Regions from separate parts of the Homo sapiens genome. Here region 1 is linked to region 2. Evidence: read pairs that join two places in POLR2A ChIA-PET (ENCODE). Cell type or tissue: PC-9. All regions are shown on one strand. Each heading gives the region's core, and the rest is flanking DNA. Links, peaks and the distances in the headings are about the cores only. Region 1 has its middle 220 kb from the start of MIR4465. Region 2 has its middle 5.7 kb from the start of LINC02941.

Region 1 (9,629 bases), core at 735-8,734, 490 kb after region 2:
ATCTCTCTGCCCTGGGAAAGGGAGGTGATCCTGTGAGTCTGGCATCAAGGTACTCTCTTGCCAATGAATGAGAAATACTGGCAGGATATTAGAGGATGGGAAGAGAATGATGTTCATGTATTTATTCCCATGGTCTGCTCTCTGTCAGTTGCTGCATAGTGTTTGTATCTCTGTACCTAATGTCACAGCTCTGGTTGGTTGGGTTTTGGGAGCTCTCTTCAAACAGATGCTTTTGCTGGATTCCAGTAATTGTTCTTTACCTTTTCCTTTCAAGCCAAGTATGCTAAGTGCTTCTATTGTTGTAAACCCCATTTCTTACTGGTTTCCCTTCTTATAGGTTTCCCTTAAGCCTATCTACAATGTTCTATATAGCCTCATTCATCAAAATTTCTCAATTACCTCATTTGAGTGTGCCATCTATTTCTAGTTTTGTTCAGTGCAGACCGATTTATACATGTTTAAATTGTTAGTTTTGATCCCTTATATCTACAGTTTCCAAAGTGACTTTCAGTGGCTTCCATATAGTTTATTATTTTACAACACCGTATGTAAATACACAAACTACTTATGTATTTCTCTCAAAATGTTCTAGAAAAGATTTCACTTTTAAAATATTGTTATTAAGAATATAACTTCCAAACATGATTCTTACCTTCAGCAGCTGTTTGCCTTAGTTCAGAGAACAGCAGTTACATTAGAAATACGGAATTCAACATTTTCATGATAAGTTTAGCCTGTTGAGGCCAATCTTGCATGTTGAACATATAAAAGACTGATATTTAAAAAAACACAAACAAAACAAATAATTTTTGCCATTATAATATATTTTCTCCCAGTCCTACTGTTAACTTTACTGTTCCATTTCTAATAATCAGCCTTGGCTGCACCGGGGTACAACTGGAAGGTTTTGATTAATTTACCAACCTACGTGAGGAGGCTTCAGTGACTTATTGTGAGGTTGCTTCGGTTAGGCATGGATGGTACATTACTGTTCTTTTCTAAGTTGATAATGTTCTGTGTTTGATACTCAGTTGTGTGTAACTTGGCTCACCCAGACTTCTTTGTGATTATTCTTTCATATATTAATTTGTTTTGCTCTTTATGTTTTCCAGAAATTCAGAGTTTGATTGCAAGTTGTACTTCTGGGTATTCTTAAGGCAGATCTTCTGTTCTTTGATCAGCCTTGTTTTAGCTTCCTGTATGCCCAGCTGTGCAAGTGTACTGCCATCATCCATCAATTCCACATGTCTAGACTCACAAAAGCGAATGGCTGTCGGCATTGCTTCCAAACTGGTAGCTGGCTGACATCCAGCTGCTCTTTACTGGTGATTTTGTATGCTAATATCCCATAGGTAAATGTTATTGAAACTGGTTAAGCCACATCTTTGTAGTTTTTTCCCCCCATGTGTTATGGCTTAAAGGAAGGATGGAAAATTTAGACTTCCAATATGATCAGTGTAAAGATCAATTCAAACACTCTTGTTGCTACTGAGGAGTTAGGTCTTGTAAAGAGTGTGGCCTTACAACTTTTGAATGTGGATGGATAATGAACTGATTACTATTGAATTCCCCTTTTCTCTATCGTGTATGTTTACATGGTATGGGTATCACCTACAGTCTTTTCCAACCCCACAAATAACCATTCTGATGCTAGAGACAACTTAGAATTAGATTCTTCCTACTTTAGTAGTTGTCTTTTCTATCATCATTTTTGAACTAAACAGTAAAGATGACTGATACATAAGTGACGAAGAATGATGGGGACTGTAAAAATCTTAAGACAATGCAATGGCAATGGCAAGTATCTTTTGTGGATGTGTATTTCTGCTAAGCATTTGAAGTATATCCCATGATTTTCTATTTCTTATTAATAAAGTTATTGGATTTTAATAGCCTATGTATATCTTTTTCAAGCATAATTATTTTTATGTCACTAACATTTCAACAAAACCAGCAACTATTCTTATTCATCTTTGAATGTACCCTGCCATTTTGCCTTAATAGGAGTAGATTTATAACCAGATTAAGCCCTGGTTTTCAATCCAATATGTTATTAGACAGTTAACTGAAGAAAAATATATAATAGAAATGAATTATTGCATGAGAGTCTTCTTTTGATAGCATGACATCTCCATCATTACTCCCATTTTTCTCTCTTAACCTTTTGTGATACCTGTGAAATGTGATATACCAAATGACATCACTCTGGTTCAGAGCTCTAAAAGGCTTTCAGATAACCATTCTGAGAAGGACTTCCTGCTTGACCTATGGACTTGCAAATGAAGGACTTGACTTGAACCTCTGAACTGGGCCAAATGGCCATGATCACAACATTCTGGAACAGCTAAATTTTACCAGCAGTGCAACTCCTGAAAAGTGACAACCAATGAACTATGGACTTATATACTAAGCCAGCCACCTCCACCAACGACATTTCTTTCAAAACAACTTGTGTAATTATTATTGGCATCCTTTTAAAAAATCCCTATTCCCCTTTCTCTCTTCAAAACTTGATTTGGCATCTAGCTGAACTGCGTCTCTCAAATTGCAGTTCCTAAGACCCCAATAAACACCTTGTCTTACTGTTTTGCAGTTTGATCGTTTGTGTCTTCTGGGTTAACTAACCAAAAATCATTACAATTATGCACTCAGAGCCTAGAAATCCTCTGCTTTTCAAGGTTAACGGCACTGCCCCCAATTGCTAGAGATCTGAGGAGCAACTGTAGCTCTTTTTGATAATGACTAATACATACATTGCCACAAGATATTTTGTGTAACAGAATTTGAAAGTTAATAAACTTACAAAGCTAACTAAAGAAACATGATAATGGAGTTGTTGAGATTGGAACCATATACCATCAGAGCATCAGTCTCTCCCAGAAATCTGTTCAATGTGCTAGGGGAAAATGTCTCTTTCTTCATATATTCATATTTTAGTAACTAAGATAGATAATACACCAATAGTAAAAAAGATGTAGATATGCTATCAGACAGTGTTGAGTTCCAGAAAGAAAAAATAGACAAAACAACGGCAGAGAGAGTAAGGAAATGTTTTTTAGGTAGGAAAAAGAGGAAACATCTCTCCGGGGAGGTGACATTGAGCAGAGATGTGAATGAAAGTGGGTCATGTGGATATCTGAGGGAATATTATTTCATGCAAAAGGAGCACAAGTTCAAATGTGATTGGTTACTCTGGGAACGTGAAGAGGAGCAGTATGATGAGAGCACTGTCAGCAAGTGATAAAGTGATAGGGTATCAGTTAATGTACCAAGATCTAGATCATTACAAGATATTGCAGGTCAGAATGACGACTTTAGTCAAAATGTGTTGGAAAACCAGTTAATGGTTGATGAGTGGTTTTAAACAGGGGAATAAAAAGATCTATAGGGTCACTCTTACTGCTGAGTGGACAACAGACTGCAGAGAAGCAGGAGTGAGGCAAAGAAGCTGTTGTAAGAAAATTATAGTAGTCTAAGCAAGACATAGTCATGTTGTGGGCTAGACAGTCACCCTAGATTATTGGCCATGCTGTCAGCAGATTTTTACAATCCTCAAAAAGAGAAATGAGGCCAGGCATGGTGGCTCACACCTGTAATCCCAGCACTTTGGGAGGCCGAGGCGGGTGGATCATCTGAGGTCAGGAGTTTGAGACCAGCCTGACCAACATGGTGAAACCCCATCTCCATTAAAAATGCAAAAATAAGCCGGGCATGGTGGCAGGCACCTGTAATCCCAGCTACTCAGGAGGCTGAGGTAAGAGAATCATTTGAACCTGGAAGGCAGAGGTTTCAGTGTCACAATTGTCACTGCACCCACTGCACTCCAGCCTAGGCGACAGAGCAAGACTCCATCTCACCAAAAAAAAAAAAAAAAAAAAAAGAACATGTTACAGAAAGTTATGCGTTCAGTAGTTTAGGAAGTATTTGGGAAATCTTTTAGTCAGTACAGACTAGTTCTGCCACCAAATATTAATGTCCCCTTGGGCAGAAAATTGCAATTTCCCATTTCAGTGCTCAGGGTTTGGACTAAATTATCACAATAACCTCCATCTCTGACCTTCTGTGTTTCTCAGCAGACTAATATAAATGATCTAGAACATGAAAATGTGTGAACTTTAGGACTTCAGTACAACATTAGAGTATCTTATGCCAAACTCCTTCTAATTCCCAGGGAAACATTAGGAAACTACTATTATGTTGTAGAGAAAGAAAGTTAGAAGACTTTTTGGTAAGCTTTTTACAATGAATAATAAATGTGCAAAATCACTTAAAAAAGTCTATTCCTAGGAGCTTTTTCTTGATTTTCGTTTGATTGTCTATAATTATGCAATCCAAAGTCTCCAACTGAATTAAACATCCCATAACCATTTTAATGACTCAGGATAGAAAGAAAAAATTGCAGCATTTAAATTCTGTTTCAATATGATGACTCTTGAGAATTTTACTGACCTTGATGGAATTTTTGGAATTTGAGTTCATTTGTAATCAAACTAGAAAAAAATGTTTTGAAATGCTATTTAGATGCTCAAAAGGATTATTGGACCCTAAATAACTTTCATTACATGACATTTTGATAAGGTCATTGTAAGTGAGTCAGAAACATGGACTACATTTCCTTTAAAAATACACATCCCTTCACAACAGATTTGGTCCTAACTCATTTTGGCTTTTGCTGAATCCCAAGTGTTTTTCCTTCTACTTTTTTTTCCCTTTAAATTCTCCAGTAAACTTGCTAAACCGGTAATCTAGGTGAGCTCACCTGCTCCTTCCACTCACTTCCCTGTTGAATTTAGCCTCGGGCTTTGCTTTAATAGCATAGATCCTTAGAGCAGAGAGTTTTATACACAGGAACAGGGGAAGCACAGAGTCTAATAAAGGCCTGGGAATTTTTGTTGTTGTTGTTTCTTTTGAAAAAGGAGAGCTCTAAGGGAATGATATTGTTCCAGAGAACTGACTCAAATGTGTTCTGTATTTGAACTCTGTGATTATGAAATTTCAACTAAAGCTATAAAAAGCAAAACTAACAGACACCAGAGCATGCCAAAGAAAAACAGGATGTTCTTTTTTGATTGGGAAATAATTATCTAAGTTCAATGGCTGGGTCCAGGTAGTTGAGTTTACATTTGCTTCTCCCTCATTATAGAATCAGTTGAATTATGGTAAATTTTCCCTAAGCAGCCAAGCTGTCATTCAAAGGGGTGATTTTATTGGGGTGCAAATCCCTTTTGTTATTGCTTCAGTCCATTTTTTAAATGGATTTGAAGCCTGAGGGGAAAGTACAAATTAAGACAGACTTTTCTCTTTATGCGGTGAACCCAGCCTGTCCTGCCTGCTGCATCCCACTCTAGTACCTCCAGGGTGTTCATCTACCCGGAAAGTCCTCTGCTATTTTATGCTCTATGGAAGTGAGATGTAAACAAAACTAGCTTACTTCTTTCTCAAAAATCATTACACTGATTGGATTATGTCCTTAGCAACAGAATGAATCTCTCTACATATGTATTACTCAGTGATTGAAAACTGAGGTTCAGTTTTGAGGTAAAGTAGAATGCACTAAAAAATTGTAGGATTGCAAATAAACAGTAACATTGCTAATGATTTTCCATGTCTTCCATGTGGGGGAAAGCAGGACAGAGAGTATGGCTTTTTAAAATAGTGAAATTGACTCTTTAAAATTTTTAGAATTGGAGTTCTTCAGTTTATTGGAAATGACACTGCTGAAGACAATTTAAACATTCTGTTTAAAGTAAATGAAAGAATTATACCGTAATAAAGATCTAAAATGATTCACAAGGATTATAACAGAAACAAATTTATATATTACTTGCACCATTTTAACTAGATACTATAATGGAAAGGAAAAACAAAATCAGAAATGGTTACTCTCTTCTGGGAAGTCACTGGTAATGAACATACTTTCCTTAACAGCAATGAGGGCATATTTTCTTTCTTTTTTGCCATAAGGGCAATAATGTCATAAGATATATTTTAGAGCTTAATACCCTGTCATCAGAAATTCAGTTTAATTTTTAAATATAACATCCTTACATTAAAATTTAGAAGAATAATTTTTATGTTAAATAAGGTTTTCAGTAAGTATACTATATATTTACATATATATGGAATATGAATATTTATGAAGACACACGTGAACACTCATATATTTTCTTCAGAACTTGAAATGACCTCAGAAAATTGTTAATTTTCTTCCTTTGTTTCATGGCAGCATTACCATAATCAGTTTTAGATATCATAATATGCATTATCTTGATATCCCAGAAAATGGCATTTCATGAGTAATCTTCATTCTGCATCATCTAATCTAAGTTCTTCCTGCCATACCCTTAGACTTTTTTCCCTTGCTCTTTTATCAACAGAAATGGTCATCAGCATATGAACAATAATATTCCTGCATTTCCTTGAAGCCTGTTATCACCGTCCTTCAAAATCTCACTCAAAGTCTGCTACCACCATCCTTGGAAATGTCACTGGGGACCAAATAATTACTATAAACTTCCTTAGCTAAACCTTTCAATCTAGACTTTGTATCAATTTGACTGCTCTCCTGGATACCCTATTCATGTTGTACCCAACTATGTTAAGTCACAGAGAAGAAGACTGTTAGGTGATGGTCTAAATAGGTTTGTGTATAATGGGAAAATTACATTGGTTTTCTTCAGTGTACACTTTATTCATTCCTGAATTCTGCTTGGCTGTTACGAAATATTGCTGACAACCTTCAAATCACATACTATTCTGAACTCAGGGACTGTCTTCTATTAAATTTCACATAGTCCGGTTACTGATTATCTAGTGTGTGTACAGCTATATTTCCTCTAAATGTTTACTATATTTTATCTTTTCCTTCGATATCAATCAATTCCCTTATTTGAATAAGAAAAAGTTTTTGAATAATCATAACAGTTACTGATTACTAAACACTAACCCTGAAATATGCTGTTAAAATGGGTGTTATAATTATAATATTTGGGAGGATAGTTGCATATTATGTTTTATTCCTGTAGATTTAGAATGTATAAAGAAGCTCTATAGTAATCTATTTAATTTTGATGGAGAAGTTTTTTTTTAATTCACAAACATTTTATTAAAAATATGAGCTTGTTGAATCAAATTCTTATAGGAATTTAAACTCAGAGTATGGCAATTAGAAAAGTGGATGTCTTAGTCTATTTACTGTTGTTATAATAGAATAACTGAGACTGAGTCATTTATAAAGAAAAAGTTCTTATAGTTCTGGAGTTCTGGTGGTTTTTCTTAAATGAGATAACCTTATTCTTTTTCTCTTTTCTTCTGATAAATGTGATAGTTTACATTGCTGAATTTTTTAAATGTTGAACTATGTTTGTATTCCTGGTATAAAAAACTCAATCATGATGATTTTTTTTTTCTTTTTTATGTACATCTAGGTTGTATTTGATAATTTTAAAACTTTTTTTTTAACTTATTTTCCTTTGTATCTTTCAAAATATGATTAGGTTTTAATAGCAAGTTTCTGTTGAAAAAATCCAGTCTTATATTACATGTATATTGGTTTAACGATTACATTTTAACTCATGGACTCTGATAAGCCACTTGTTAATCTTACTGGTTTTCCTTGTACATAGTGAATTGTCTCTTACTGCTTTCAAGGTCTTTGTTTTTGACTTTAAACATTTGAATATAAAATGTTGGGTATGGACCTCCTTTTGTTTATCCTAATTGGAGTTTACTGAACTTGTTGGGTTTATGGATTAATGTTGTCAACAAATCTGGGACATTTCTCACTGTAATTTCTTTGATTTTTTTTTCTACTTCTTTCTATCTTATTCTTTTGGTACTCTCATTATTTACATGTTTGTGCCTTTACTGTTGTCCCACATATTTCTCTGAGTCTCAGTTCATTTTTCTTTCTTTTTTTCACTCTGTTCTTCAGATTACATAATTTTTATGTATGTATCTAGTTTGGAGTTTCATATTTCTTTTATCTGCAAGTTCTAATATACTGCTGAGCCACTCTAATGCATTTCTTATTTTGGTTATTGCACTTTTCAACTCCAGAAATTCCATTTCATTATTTTTGAAAGTTTCAATTTTTATCAGTGTCTCTATTTGATAAGATACTGTCATCAGTCCTTCTTTTGATTCTTTAAATGTGGTTTCTTTCAGTCTTTCAAATGTTTGTAATAGCTGCTTTGATTTATTTACCTGTTAAGTCCAAAATCTGGACCTTAATACAGGCAATTTCTGATGCTTGCTTTTAGTCCTATGTGTACGAGTCAATTTTTTTTTCTTTAGATATCTTGTAATTTGTCGAAAGTTGGACATTCTAGATAGTATATTGCAGCAGCTCTATATTGATTCCTGTGGGGCTTGTTGTTATTATTGTTTGCCTGTTTATTTGTTTAGTGAGTTTTCTGGATTAGCTCAGTTATGTCTATTTCCTCTGAAGTTTTTAGCTTCTAGTATCACCTTTCAGAGGGTACAACTTTGGGCATGCACTCAGTAACCCTGGCCCTAATGCCTTATAAATGACAGGCTTTTTTTGACAGTGTCTTACCTGGTATCCCTGTTAAACTACTCGGTGGTATGCCTCTATTAGTATTACATATAGCTGTGAGCCTCCACTACTTGCTAACTAATTACTCAATTGTTTTGTCAAGTCTTTGTGCATAAGTTGTCTCACTGTATAATCCAATTAAACTACTGCCCCTCTGCTGAGATAGTCTTAGAGGCCCATCTCTGAAACTTGCTCTAATCCCAGGAGAACTCTTTTAACAGCTACATTTTTTGGTTCTCTGAAACTTCTAGTTGGTCTATCCAATTTGCTTGCTTCTATCATGGTGCTTCCTACGTGCTGTTGCATGTTCGTTTGTTGCATCCTCTTAATTGCTCACCACCAAAGTCTCCATTTTATTTTGACAATACTGATAGGCTTAAACTAGCCCACTTTAATTACCAAATAAAGTCAGTCCCCTTAGGGAAAATTATGGATCTCTCTGTTCTTATAGCTAGCTTCTCCCATTGCAAAAAGAAAAACAAGTATCTCTGCAACACTCCACCACTGCTTGGGGCAGGGACAGAGGCCTGTTTTTTTCAGAATGATGTTTCTGTTCTATGAGGGTAGTGCTGGAGTTGGGCTGGGGCAGTAACCACAGGTCTTCTCCACTTGCCAATTTTGGGGAAAGTAAAATTTTGAGGCCAATAAAATGTCTATTTTTACTAATACTTTCTAATTTACTTTTGTTGCAACCAAAAACATACTTTCTATTATTCAAATTATTTAAATTTATTGGAATTTGATTTATGACCAGAAAATGACTGGTTTGGGTAAATATTACATTCACAAGGAAAAGGATGTGTATTTTGCTATTTGAGGGTGGATGCCATATAAATGTCAATTAAGTCTGCCCTTTGATAGTGCTTTCTAGGTGTTTCTTTTCTACATTAATTTTATTCTGTGTGCTTTATTAGTTCCTGAGAGAGGTATATTAAAATCTTAACTATAATTATGTATTTGTCTACTTATCCTTTGATTTCTATCAGTTTTCTTTGCATGTATTTTTAAATACATGTGTTTAAAAAAGCATGCTGATTTGGTTTAAGTTTTCTTGATTAAAAAAAATCAAGAA
Region 2 (9,629 bases), core at 721-8,720:
ACAATTTACCCTGCAGTGAACTGCCCACTTCCAGAGTGTCTTTAACTAATTAGCAACCAGACATCACTAAATACAAATGTTAGAATGGAACCCTTAACTCGAAGGCTTCTGTAAGCATATATGTAAAGCTTTGTTTTATTACTTTAGGTCAAGTTTAATAGCAAATTCTAACAGCTGGACTGTTCCACATATTTCTGAGTAGCCCATTTTTGTATTTTCTTGTTCATATATTTTTGCTCTTAATTTATTTTTTAATGAAAATTAGAAACATAAAATATCCTTTCACATTTTTTCCACCTATACAGAAATTTAACTCTTTTTCTACCTTTCCTTATAAAGACACTTAGGTATTTATCTTACACAGAAATAATGCCAAAATCTTGTATTTCAAATCATATTTCAGTTTTATTTATCCAACTTTTGTTCAACAGACTGAAATCTACTAGGCAATGAAGTATAGCTTTCACATGCATGTTGGGTATTTGATGGGTTAATATATTTGAAGCACATGCAACACTCCCTGGCATGTAGTTCATGCTATACACATGTGTGATGCTATTACTACTGTTCTTGTTATTTCATAAGCAAGGCCCAATGAGATGAAATCATTTACCCAATGTGATATGTCCATTAGGAGCATCTAGTTAGTATTTGATTCAAAGTTTTTACTTGTGATACCTGCTATTGTATTCTGCTTCTCCTATCTTGTTGTGAGGTTATGGCAAGTAAGTACAATTATATCTATTTTACAGATGAAGGAATCAGCTCTGAGGAGTTAAATGACTAGTTAGAATTCTTGAGCTTCTAAATCAACAGGTTTGGACAATAGCTTTGCATTTGAATGTCCAGCCCCGTGCTCTCACTATGATACCAGAAATAGGCATATAAAAGGATAAATTTCAGCCTGTATAATTGCTGAAATAGAACTGAGTTTTAGGCTTGACATGTGTACATTGGTTATGTTTATTATTTTAAAATTCACTGCTTAAAAATGCAAAGCTCAAAGTATAATTAAGTATGGTGGGTATTGTTACCTCTTAGCAATATTGCCCACATTAACAGTGAAGGTTTATTTCCCATATTCTCAGATCCCAGAAATGCTTGTGTGTGAATCAGAGCATACTGGTTAATCTCTTTTATATTGATGGAATGCAATGATACTTGTACTTAAAGTATAGTAATAGATTTATACCGAATGATAGTTTTAGTTTCAAGAAAGGAGACCAGTTGTTTGTTTAATAATTGAACTCTATAACTGCAAAATTCACCATCTACACATATTGTGTGAAGTACTTAGCATACTGGATTTACTTAGTCTGACTGCATAAGAGATGTACCTGTACACATTAGAAAATGTATACTTCTAGGCCTTAGAATCTGTAATGGTGGAAAATTTAAGATATGGTTTTAATTTTTATGGCTTAAACAATCAATTTCCCTCTTCTGAGAACTGAAACTCAGGCTTTTTTATCTTCTAGTCAAATTTATTTTCAGGTTTCACATGCTGGCAGAATGTTGTAAAAATTTATTATGCCCTATCAATATGATAAACATCCTGATTTTTATTATTTGTTATACCCTCCCTAAAATTCCCATACTATTCCATTAAAATAAAACTCCATATTTTGGCATTAAATTAAGTTGTCATAATTCTTCTTTCAAGTGTGAAATCACACTGGGTTGCTTTATCTTTTTAATTAAGTGTTAATCAATAGACTTGTATTCTATTTGAACTGTTATAGAAGTTTCTCTGAAGATACTAACATAACTGCTTATTTGCATTCCCCAGAAACACTGTTTTTTAATGGTCAACAGTGGCCATGTTTGACTGAGCAATGGATTCATATTGATGTGAGCAACCAAATATGTTTTATTAGGTCATTTCTAAAGGAAGTGGTGATTCAATCTCTTGAAAAAGTAAGAAAAAAAGTTCTCTTCATAATGCCAAGCAATTGGTAAATGATGCTTTTTCCTCTGATGGCATATTTCTTTCACTGAGTGTGTTCAATTAATGTTTACCTGCTATCATTTAGACATAACCATGTGCTTTTTGAAAAACTGGATTGCTAATGCAAGAATATGCTTTTGCATTATAATTTAGCAACCATAATGCCAAAAAGTAAGACAAAACATGATGTCTGAGTTTTCAGCACTGATTATTACTTCCCTCAATGTTTTCTTCTAGGAACAACTGTCTGACGGTACCAATAAAAATTGCTAAAAAGCTCACAATTCCATACCTTACATAAAGTCATACTGTCTTTACCATATCCTCCTTCTCCTCTACATTGCTTTGTCACCTTTTTCTGGGGCAATTTAAAAAAACTTCTAAGATCCTTGACTCTCTTACACGCCCACATGAATCATACCGAGCATGTTAAATGTTCTTTTCCCCCACGTAATATAAAACTGATACATAACTGCCGTATACTTATAAAATACAGTTGACTAGAGGACATAATTTGTAAACCCTATGTATCTTAAAATTTGGTTTTCCAGTTTTCTTTTCATGTTTGTGTTCAATGCATTTTATGTGCGAACTTCAGATATTCCTAATGACCCTTAAAAAGTTTTAGGGCCCTTGCCCATGGGTCAGTGATGCTAATAATCATCTTTTTTCTTTGCTCTTCTGCCTCTGCTTTACATTTTAGACTCATTTTGCTATCATTTCCATAGGTCTTTTCTTCATTGTCATTTTCATGATCTCCTGCTCCTTCCCACTCCTCCAAAAATAATCTATTTTTTGACACCTGTATCTTCCCAAATCTCCACTGCTTGTCACTTCTTTGGGGACATACTTCTTTTATCTCTCTTTCCAGTTGTATTTTCTCATTTATCAGTATGTGTAAATTATGTACTCTCAGGTATCAGTGTACATGAAGTGCAATCTATATACTTCCTTGGAGAACCATTGTCCTAATGATAGGGGTTTCTTCTCAGGCAAATATATCACCAGTAAATATCTTCTAAACACTTTGTCTATTTCACGTTGTGGTTAATATTTGCTGATATCTATTCTAAATTTAACTATTTTTTCCATTCTCATTCAATAAATCAGCAAATAGGCCTTTCGGGCATTATGCATTTTACTAAGTTTGTAAGTATAAATTAAAACTGTTTAAAATAGAGTGTGTATTAGTTTGCTATGGTTGCCAAAACAAAATACCATAGACTGAGTGACTTAAACAGCAGAATTTTTTTTCTTATGGTTTTGGAGCCTGGAATTCTGAGATCAAGGTGTCGGCATGATTGATTTCTTCTGAGGTCTCTCTTTTTGGCTTGCAAATGGCCGTCTTCTTTGTGTATGTTCACATGGTCTTTCCTCTGTGTGTGTTTGTGTCCTAATCTCCTCTTCCTATGAAACCAGTCAAACTGGACTGGGGCCCTCTCCAGTAATTTCATTTAACCTTTATGTCCCTAAATAGGTCATTCTAAATACAGTAATATTCTGAGGTATTGGGAGTTAGGACTTCAACATATGAATTTTGGGGGAACACAGCAAGGTCCATTATGGAGGGCAATGAGAAATAAAATAAACATCACAATGCACACAACGTTCATAAGATCCTGGCAATTGTCATGAAGAGGTGAGATTATAACTCTTACAATGAACTCACTTTGGTGAGTGGAGTATCTCTGCATTTACCACCTATGTGGGACCAGGCAATGTTCTTTTTCCATTATCACCTGTATCTTGCGAGGGCTCTTGGCCTAGAGTTATATTTATATTAATTTAACAGAAAAATATATATTAGCATTAAATTATTAGCTTATGCTTGAAAAAGCCTTTTTTTTTTTGCCTTGTCCATTCATGCCATTCAGTGTCTAAAATCTTGAGATGTCATCTGCTTTGGTAACAGTGGCTAAAGACAACACATCCTCAAGTTTGTACACAACAGCACCTCCCTTTTCTTCTCCCTGCTGCTCCACTTCTTGTTACTCCAAGTCTGAACCACATAAAATAGACAGTATCCTTATCTTGTGGCTACTACAATCAGTTTGGTAAATTCTGGTGCACCTCAGTCCCGTGACGGTCTCCTTCAGTTACTCTAACACAGGAGAGGTAGAAATTTCCTTTTTCACTCCTTCAAACACAGTACAATGCTGGAAATACAGTAGTAAATGAAGGAGTCAGTATTTATTCTCATAGAAGTTTATTCTGTTGGGGAGAAAACAAATAGTAAATGGGAATATGTAAGAACTTATGAGAAAGAAAAGTGGCTTTTTGTATTAAAATAACAGGATGCCCATCAATGACAGACTGGCTAAAGAAAATGTGGTACATATACACCATGGAATACTATGTAGCCATAAAAACGAATGAGATCATGTCCTTTGCAGTGACATGGATGGAGCTGAAAGCTGTTTTCTCAGCAAACTAACACAGGAACAGAAAACCAAGTCCCACATGTTCTCACTTATAAGAGGGAGCTGAAAAATGAGAACTCATGGACACAGGGAGGGGAACAACACACACTGGGACCTGTTGGGAGAGGGTGGGTTGGGGAGAGCATCAGGAAAAGTAGCTAATGCATACTGAGCTTAATACCTAGGTGATGGGTTGATAGATGCAGCAAACCACCATGGCACATGTTTACCTATGTAACAAACTTGCACATCCTGCGCATGCACCCCAGAACTTAAAATTAAAAAAAAACCAGGATGAAAGACCTCTATTGATAATTTGACAAATGTTGCTGATGGCACTGTGGGAACAAGATATGGATTTCAAGAGAGGAATATTCTAGACAGAGAAAACAATAGTAAAAGAGACCTTAAAAGTCAGGAATGGGAGGTTGCTTTACTTGTTCAAGGATGTGAATAGTCATTTATTCATTCAACAAGTATTTAAAGAATTTGTAAGCAGCTGCCATGTGTTAGACAGTACCTTAGGTTCTGATTCAAAAAAGAAAAAAATAGATGTAGAAAGGGGAAGTAAGTGAACTTTAATCACATAAATATATGTAAAGTTATAATTGTGGTCAGTTTTGTGAAGAGGGATCCAAAAGCAATAAGAACCTCTCACAGGAAAATTTGAATAGTCCAAGCAAATTAGAATGAGCTTCATGGAGGAAATGACGCTTAAATTTCTTTCTGAAGAATGAGAAGTTGTCTAGGTGAAGAGAACAAATACTGGCTGATATGGGAGTGTGATCAGACATTAGCGGTGGAGAGCTTTTTTTTCCCTAAGAGTGGAAAATACCCTGCTGCAAGTATCCCATTGAACATTCTAGAGACCTTTTTTTTTTTTTTTTTTCTGTATCATTCTGCATTACTACCTACCCTTTGGGGCAAGCTGAGTTGATTTATCTCACTATGTCATTCATAAATCTGGATCGGGCTATTAAAATTGCACTGGGTCTCCTGTAATTATCGTAAGAGTTTGAATAAGACACCAGGTGAAGAATTGTGTAGTCAGCATGGGGAAGGGGTTTGTCAGGGAAAGTATGTCCTGAGCTGAGCCTAAAGAGGAAGAGATTTGATGTTAGGACAAATGATTGCTTTGCTCACTGTGGAAAGAGGCACAGGCTTAGAGGAGAGAAACTAATGATTTAACATAATTAGCACAAAGCAAACGTGTCAGTTAGTTAGTCCTGGTCCTCATCTTTAAAAAAGGTTGTGGTTATGCCTTTTTCTTGAGTTTCTAATACTCAGAATCATCCTGTTCTCTCCTTCCATTTCTTACGTCTACTCCCCAAATCTAAATTGTCGCTGTTTCTCAATCTTTTATACATCATGTGGTCCTTCTTCACTTCCAGAGAGATCCTTTTCAATGACGCCTCAGTTATCTGTCACTGTCATTACTATAACTTTAAATTGTCAATTATCTACTCTTTCCAAAAGTTTCACCTTCCTTGGGCTTTTTCTGGATTGATTGTTTCAGTATAATGACTCCGTACCTCGCTCCCTGTAATATGCAATTTAATTAAAGATCATTTTAGTACTATTTTTGTAGGCTCTCATCTTGAATGTTATCATAAGTTTTTTCAACAAAAAAGCTTATATTCTAAGAAGCAGAATACTTGGCTTTATTTTAACTAGCCATGTGTATTTAAAAAAAAAACTTGACAAATGAAAGAACTAATAGTCTAGTTTTCTTTTCTGTTATAAGTTTTTGTTTTCTTTTCCCTTCAAGGTAGAACAAAACCATATATAAATTGCTAATATTTTGAGGGCAAGTGATCTGTTTTATTCAGTGTCCATACTCAGCTTCCAGCCCTTATCGAGGTATATAAAAAATGTTTAATAAATGAATGCATACATAATAAATAGGGAAAGGACAAATGGAGAAAGGTCTATATTAAATCTCTCAGTAAAGGCTTGTTGTACCATCATGTCACAGATACCATAATATTTTCTGTGGGTTCTATTCAGATTCTTTCTTGAAAAAGTTCTTTTAAATCAAGCTTTTGTGTGCATCAATATCACATAGAAAACTTGTGAAAGCATAGCTTCTGGGCCCCATTGTTGATTCAGTAGGTCTGGGATGATTTTTGTCGAACAAGTTCCCATGTGATGCTGTTGGTCTGGGGACCCCTCTTTGAGAATCTCTGCTTTTAATGAAATGTAACGAAAGAACAGGAAGCAAAAAAAGAAGAATGGAAACCCTATTGGTCCTTTAAATGAGAGTACATTTTTCTCTTGCAATTTGGTTCCTCACCCTAGTGTGGTTGCTGCATAAACCCTTTTGATATGATTTACTGATTTCTACACTCTTCTTATTCATGGATTAAGATTTTTGAGGGAAGATTAATATTTAAAGTTTTTTTTTAATAATTGAGAATACATAGACATAGATGATGAAAAGCTGATCAATTTTAACTGCTTCCTGCACAGGTAAAATAATTGCGACTCCTGGGTTCTTTAGAGACACATGAAAGAAGTGGTTATAATAATTTTACAGATTCAACTAAATAAAGAATAGTGTGCATATAATAATTTCATGAGGTAGCACATCAAATCGGTGCTATAAAATCAAATCAGCAAATCAAGATGGCTTATTTAACAAATGTATTGAGAAAGTTCGGTAACAACTTATTTTGTTTTATACTATTTATCAACATAAATTATAAATAAATAACGATGCAAATATTATATATTTTAAAAAGATGTATAAAGCCACTTGAAGAAAATAAATGTTCATCTTTTAATTTTTTTGATTTATATAGCTTATTTATATATTACTTATTTAATCTTAGATAGTGACAATTTTCTTAATGTTAACTTATGAAGGCAACCATAAAAGAAGATTGATAGGTTCAAGTAAACAAAAACAAATACACAAAAGGTACTCTGTCAAAACCACAATAAACATTGTTGTGGGCAGAGAGGAAAATTATTACAAACATTATAAAGGGCATTTTCACTCTGTTACAAAGTCTTGGAGTTTTGTTCATTTTATGACACACTTCAAGTAAGTTATTCTAAGGAAATATTTATGGTCACATATAAAAGTACAATGTAAGAGTACATATCACAGAACTATTAATAATAGCAAAGGTTTGGTAACAACACTATGGGGCTGGAAAAATAAATAGAGGGCCTTGATGTAACAGAGTATCAAATAGCAATTTAAACGGTGTTATAGAAAAATATTGTTATGAAAAATGTGCAGAATATGATATGTATTGAAAAATATTACTACACAAAATTATACAAAATATTCTATTTTGTTTTTAAAATACCTGTTTCAGGACATATCAGATTGGGAAAATATAAACCAAAATTTTAATAGCACTTATCTCTGCATTATTGGATTATATGTGGTTTATTTTCTCCTTTTGACTTACCCGTATTTTCTCAACATTTTATAACAAATTTGTCTCATTCCTGAAATTAAATCATGTTAAACATTTTGAATAATTGCATTATTTTTCTCACAAGTATTTAAATAAAATCCCTCTCAGTCCCATCCTGATCCTCAGCTTTGAACTGTTTCACTCTGCACAGGGGAAAAGTTGAGAATTTATCTCTGGAGTCCTTAGGAATTTTCTCTATGCAATTCACAACAGATTTGATTAGGTGTCCAGTGTAAACTTGACTCCACGGCCCTCCTTCTTCTCTGTCCTAGTTCTCATGTGAATACATAAAAATGTGACCCTCCAGAATTATTTTACATTTTAGCAGAAAGAAATGGTTTCAGTGGAGCTATCCTAACAGTGCTTTTGTATGTCTTGCTTAATAACTCCCTTTCCCTTAATTGAAAAAGGAAAGAAAAAAAATAAAGAATGATGCTGGTTTGGAAATACTTTTAGAGATTGCTGTCTCCAACTGTGCTTGTTCTCGCTGTCTGTTATGGTCCATTAGATAAACATGGTGTTCAACAGTCAGGCTGTTGTTGATATATTTGGCAACACTGATAATGTGATCTATGTTTAGGAGGAAGTGGATGCATCATTCCATGCGGGCATAGGTTTTCTGAAAGTGATTGTTCTTTTTACAAGAAAAAGTTAGATAAGTCATTGAACCTTAAATTCTCACTAAGAGTCTGAACATTTTTAATTTTTGTCATCTGAGGTTTTTTTTTTTTGGTGCTTTTATTGGAATTTCAGATTAATAGTTGGGCTTATTCTCAGAAGCAACCAGTACTAACTGAAAATAAATGCAAACCTGGTTGCTTCTGACTCTTGAGGGTGAAATTAGTATAACAAGAAAAAGGGAGGTGCTTGTTATCTGAGTATATTTCTTTATTGTTCATCAATCACAGTTTTTAGTGTTTTCATTTGTAACCTGCAAGTTTAAAAACAAACAGAAAAGAACCTTGAATCTTAAGATTCTTTTTCTGTTTCTCTCCCTTATATCTATTTATCTATTTATCAATTAATCTACCTACCTGCCTATCTACCTATCTCTCTCTACATACACATATACACATATGTACTATATTTAGACTACATATGTATAGTACATATGTATATGTATATTTAGTACGTATGTATATGTATATGTGTATTTATGTGTATATTTGGACTGTACATATACAGTCTAAATATAGTACATATATGTATGTATTTATACTATATATGCATATTTATACACATATACAGTCTCTTTATATATGTAGTCCTGAAGAAAGGATTGGAATATATTTCATCAAATAAAATACTAACATATTTTGGACATAAAAGGGCATAAAGTCTGAGACATGGAATGTCTTGTAATGTCCAGCTGAATCCTAAATATCCTCAGTGATAGGATTTCAGGCATTTCTCTTGGAAAGTGATTCCATTATCTAATAGTTTTCATTGGGAGGAAATTTTTCCCAACAGGCTTAATGTTCCTCTTCTCAACTGGTTCCATTAAACCTAATTACCCCTTCCTAAAGCTGAGCAATTCCTCTCCTATTGGTATTTACCAAGTTTTAATAGTGGAAAGCAACAATTAGCTCTTCAGCTGTCATAAAATCAGTGTATTTTAAACTTTTTTGGTGTTTCTTTTTAAATGGTATACATACATGCATATGTATATGTGTATCACACATACAACTAGTCACCAAATTTGCTTTAGTGTTTACTTAATGCTGAAATCATATCAGTATTTCAGATGTGCTTACATGGTAAGACATTATTGACTTTTCTCTTATAAATTCTTTATGTCCACAGGTGGCCACTAACAATATAGTAGCCTTC

What was found. Peaks named below come from ENCODE experiments on the same cell type or tissue, not always from the same donor. Only the 100,000 strongest peaks of a DNase experiment are listed, where the experiment ranks them.
Region 1: POLR2A ChIA-PET joins it to region 2 with 19 read pairs; 3 of 35 experiments call an interaction of 5 or more read pairs at or near these places.

The regions. Positions count from the first base shown.
Region 1 is chr6:140,458,166-140,467,794 of GRCh38, forward strand. No RefSeq gene overlaps it. Among named protein-coding and RNA genes, the nearest start is that of MIR4465, 220 kb to the right of the region's middle. In PC-9, for the core only: no CTCF peak of the experiment used is centred there; a DNase peak (open chromatin) is centred at 4,786; H3K4me3 peaks cover 834 bases; H3K27ac peaks cover 4,093 bases.
Region 2 is chr6:139,965,828-139,975,456 of GRCh38, forward strand. No RefSeq gene overlaps it. Among named protein-coding and RNA genes, the nearest start is that of LINC02941, 5.7 kb to the right of the region's middle. In PC-9, for the core only: no CTCF peak of the experiment used is centred there; a DNase peak (open chromatin) is centred at 4,844; H3K27ac peaks cover 592 bases.